Regions from separate parts of the Mus musculus genome. Here region 1 is linked to region 2. Evidence: chromatin loops called from intact Hi-C (ENCODE). Cell type or tissue: left cerebral cortex. All regions are shown on one strand.

Region 1 (2,500 bases), 150 kb after region 2:
CCCTGCGTGCAGTAGCCATAGCTCATTCAATATTGTCTTGACAGAGGCTTCCAAGACAAACCCAAGTTATGAACGGCATATAGGTTTGATGGGAAACTACGTAGCCTAGCCAAAACACCTTTTGTATGTGACAATAGTACCAAAAAGGTACACTCCACTGAGTGGTCCCTGTGAGTGGACGCACTATCATTCCTCATTTGCTCCTCTGCCTTATCTTTAAGACAGGGTCTCTCACTGAGCCCAGAGCTCCCCAACACAGCTGGATCGGCTGCCTAGCAAGATGCAGTAATCATCAGGTCTCCACTTCCCCAGGAGGAGCACTGCAGGCAAGCACTTGTGCACCTGGTTTGTTTACACGGGCTCTGGGGTTTGGAACTCCGATCCTCCTGCTTGCACGGATGCTGACTAAGCCATCTCCCCAGCTCCTCCCATCCATGTCTAAACCAAAATTAGCATTTTAAAGAAATATTGCTGAGATAGAGACTTAAATATATATATATATATATATATATATATATATATATATATATATATATATATATACATATATATATATATGGATCTTGAGGAAGCTAGAACTTCATATTAATTCGAGTTATAATCAACAAAGATACTTTAAAAAATAAAATTCACATAAAAAAAGTTATACTAGTCTCCATAATGTGTTTCAGCATGGTAAATAGAAGCTGGGGTTGGAAGAGGTATAGAAAGGGCACAGCCCACATTAGGATTTAATGCTACAAATTGGCCTTTTGGTTGACTGTATTCTCAAACAATATTAAAAATATAATATGTATTCCATGTTGATTATTTTTTTTGACTGGCCTGATAGCTTATATTTCAAAAGTAATCATGGGGCAGTGGGGCAGTCTATACAATGTTACTTCAAATGCAAAGAAAAAAAAACGTCAAGCACTCAATACATTCTGCAAAGGGCATAATCCGAGCAGTGTCCTCTGACAGACATACCAAAAGTCACGGAAGCATCTCAATACACTCACATACACACGATACAACCACATACGCAAGTTCTACGTTTATGGACGATGTTTAAAGAACAAAATCATTTGCACATTCTCAATAAGGCAGGACCTCAAAAAATACTACTAATATACATATATATATATATATATATATATATATATATATATATGTATGCACACACACTTCTATACACACGTGCTGTTTAGAAAAACATCTCATGAGCAATGAATAAAAACATTGAATAAATAAATAAATAAATAAATAAATAAATAAATAAAAGCAACCAAGGGCCATACATTCCCTGTTCCCTCCTGTTGGAGGAGCTTTGGCTGCCCAATTTGTCTGACTCAGATTTTTGTGCACTGGAGGAATTCCGGTCTTATCTCAACCAAGCAGATTAGGTGATCATCTTTCAAAGTTACTATATTTCTAAAAGACATACAAGTACATTTTATTACAATCCCCCCCCCCAAAAAAAAAATCTACCCACTTCAGCATTCTGATAAAAACCTAGGGGCAACACAGTAGTGATTTTTTTTTTTTAATCATCAAACTGACGCACTTAACATCAGGTGCGTCGCAGCATTTAGCTGATAGGACAGACCTGGGTGCTTGACAGACCCCTTTCTTTCATTGCTTCAACCTGGTAGTGAAATATTGGCACCTGGATCTGCAAATCTTAAGATATGGTTATGCAAAGGCAGGCATTGAAGCATTTCTGTAGCAGGGATACCACTGGGCGCGGGGCGGGGGGGGGGGGGTAAATCCATGGTCACACGCCAGAAGTGTACTGCAAATGAATGCACAACTCTAATAAGGAAGTGGTTTTAAAAGGGACAGATTCCCTGAGTCATTAAAAAGGCTATCAACCAAAGACGCGCTGTGCCACCTAGAGAAAAACTGGAAACTGTACATTGGTTTCTTGGCTGTAAGCATTTTTTTCCAAAACCTGAAACTTTTAGCATGACGAGTAACACCAGCCACCGTCCATACCAGCTCCCCCACGCTGCAGAATCAAATTCTTTTGGGGTGGGGGGGGCAGGGGGGAAATAGCGCTGTCCCTTCTACACACCAGATTGGCTTCCTGCTTCCATCACAGCCTACCCACGAAGCACCATTTAACCTCCAGCACCAACTGTTAGTCATGAAGACCCTGCAGCCTGAAAGCCATTCAATTCTCAAGCAGGTTCCTTGAACAAGCCAAAGCAGGCTGTAGTTGAAGCAGCAGGAGTATATAAACCCTGGTGGACCTTGACAGCCAGGGAATCCCTCTGGATGCTGCGCACCCCACAGCCCCATGGGGCCTTGGTAGGAAATTTTGGTGTACTCCGTACATGATATCCAGGTTACGGCCAACCACTGCACAACCCAAACACCGTAAGATGACAACAGAACCAAGCGTTTAGAGTGCAAAAGGCCTTCAACTTTTCCTCTCCGCGAGTCACTTCAAAACAACGTGCCCAGCACACTTGGCAGGCTGAAGCACAAAGGGGCTGCAGAGCCACCTGGCACGGAG
Region 2 (2,500 bases):
CTCAGGAACCTGGGGTTGACCCCCCTTTGGGGACGCCCTATCTTTATGACTGAGATTTCCTATTGCCATCCCAGTGACATTTTGGGGATTGCATTTGTGTGGGGTGGTTCTTGGATTCGGCCGTGTCTGCACAGGAACCCACAGCTCCTGAAGTACCAGGGACATGACAGAAGAGCTAAATTTTACTTTTCAACCCATGGAGTTCTTAGCTGTGTACCTTCAAACACTTACTTTCTTAGCACACACACACAAAAAATAATAATTGGTCGGCTTCCAAAAACAAGCACAAGATATTCTTTTAAATACTAACTTTTAATTTGCATTTAATAACTGGAGGGATTCTTTGTTGATTACTATTCTATGCAAATCAACAAGCAGGAAACCATGCAAGCAATGCAGAGTACAGGACCACAATCCAGAGTCATCATTTACTTTGATGCCCTGGTTCGGTTTTAATTATTCATTATGGCGCTTTACGACAGAGCATAAATGTGTCGCGGCGCATTCTTTTAGGTTAATCTGTGTGCTTCGGTATCTCTGAGGCTTTATTTTCCCCATTAGATGCTTTCAATATTCAAGAGGAACCATATTTGAGACAAAGTCTGAGGTTATTTAGTAACACGACTGGAAAAATTATACTCCAGGATTTACCTGCTTCTACGGTGTGAAGAATTTTAAATCAAGCTGCTTTGCCAACACACATGAGCGCACACACACACACAGAGCTGGGGGCATGGGTAAGAAGAGATGATGGTGTCGATGTTGGTAATGATGATTACAATAGTGCTGGAAGGGCAATAGAACAGTAAGAAGTCAGGGACTGGTGACAGTCACCTAACAATACAAGTCCCTCTTTACCACAGGCCAGGATGGGATGGGTTTATGAACTTCAGCTTATAGATGCACTATGGGGGCAAAAGATGGGAAACTGAGCTGTCTGCCCTTGATCGGTCAAGCCTAGGGCTCCAACACCAGGCTCCAGATGGAGCAGTGCAATGTTTCTGCATCTACTGACACAGAAGCAGTGTGGATGTGTTTTCTCCTGCCAAACTACTGTCTCGGTAAGAGACATGTCTGTCATATGAAGGGACATGCCTGTCATATGAAGGGACATGTCTGTCATATGAAGAGAGTGTGGAGGAAATATTCAGTGGCCCTTCATATGAGTAATATAACAAATGCTAGATAGCTAAAAATGAGCAGCAGAGACAGGAAAGGTTTGTTTCTGCTGTGTGGGCTAGAGAGCGCAGGAGGTCACTAGAGGGCACTGGAGAGCACTGGAGGGCAAGCTAACGTAATAAACATCTGTATCTTTAATAACCCGGACTTTTGCACATTAGTCACTGAATGCGTAGTTCCCTGGTACAGATGTCTTGCTCGCTGACCAACAGCTGACCAACATTTACCTTTAGAGAGAGACACTGTCCTGAAGAAGCAGCGTTTGCTTGATGTAATGGTTTCTATATGCTCAGCTCAGGAAGTAGCACGATTAGGAGGTGTGACGTCACTGTGGGTGTCACTGTGTGTGTCACTGTGGGTTTGGGCTTTAAGACACCTCCCCCACCCCCCATCCTAGCTGCCTGGAAGCCAGTATTCCTCTAGCAGCCTTCAGATGAAGATGTAGAACTCTCAGCTCCTCCTGCACCATGCATGCCTGGATGCTGCCACGTTCCTGCCTTGATGATAATGGACTGAACCTCTGAACCTGTAAGCCAGCCCCAAGTAAATGTTGTCCTTATAAGAGTTGTCTCAGTCAATGTATCTGCTCACAGTACAGACACTTAACTAAGACACTTAGCTGTCTCAGTTCATCTCGTTTTGGTTGCTGTTTCAGAAGTTTGTGACAAGATGGAAGTCATATAAGTATGGATGGGTCTTGATAAGGAGCAAGGCTGGAGGATAGAAAGTCCTTGGTCTGACCCTTGGGCGATGGCTTCTTCAGTTGCAAATTAAAATAATAATAGCAAGGGACCTCTATGAAGTTCAGGATTTACATTCTAAGACTGTTTCAGGATTAGTTTCTTAGGAACATGGACATAGTTCTCTGTGCGTGTCTCCATCTCCCTTCAAACTTACAGAGCTTGAAAATAATGTTCAAATGCTTTTTTTGCTCATTAGTTGAAAAATAAAGCAAAGGCAGCTTACACTAATAGACCAGTCTTGAAGTGCTCTCAAGAAGGGAGCCCAAGGCGTCGTGTGTGCCTTTAATCCCAGGACTCAGGAGACAAGAGACAGAACTCTAAAGAGTCAAGACTAGCCTGGTCTACATAAGTTCTAGAATAACCAGATCTACATAGGTAGACTTCACCAGACAGACAGACAGACAGACAGACAGAACGGGGGGGGGGGGGGAGAATGTGTTTACACGCAATCAGTGTTTCTGAGTTGAGACCCTTGCTGGCCTTTTGTGTTCCTTTTGGATACTCAATAGACCTTTCCTATATAAAAACTGGGGCCTCCTGGTTTTCTTTCCTGCCTTGATTGCTGTTCAAAATTCCTC

The links. Hi-C counts contacts between places; a loop is a spot of excess contacts. Peaks named below come from ENCODE experiments on the same cell type or tissue, not always from the same donor. Only the 100,000 strongest peaks of a DNase experiment are listed, where the experiment ranks them.
Region 1: a loop joins it to region 2, with 2.9 times the contacts of the local background. A loop is called at or near these places in 2 of 42 quality-filtered maps.

Annotation. Positions count from the first base shown.
Region 1 is chr10:119,455,125-119,457,624 of GRCm38, reverse strand. All of the region lies in intron 1 of Grip1 (glutamate receptor interacting protein 1), which reads right to left. Among named protein-coding and RNA genes, the nearest start is that of Grip1, 2.3 kb to the right of the region's middle. In left cerebral cortex, a CTCF peak has its summit at 1,316; DNase peaks (open chromatin) are centred at 1,886, 2,187 and 2,409; H3K4me3 peaks cover 801 bases.
Region 2 is chr10:119,609,487-119,611,986 of GRCm38, reverse strand. All of the region lies in intron 1 of Grip1 (glutamate receptor interacting protein 1), which reads right to left. Among named protein-coding and RNA genes, the nearest start is that of Gm40780, 19 kb to the left of the region's middle. In left cerebral cortex, a CTCF peak has its summit at 1,270 (motif pointing right); DNase peaks (open chromatin) are centred at 1,305 and 1,460.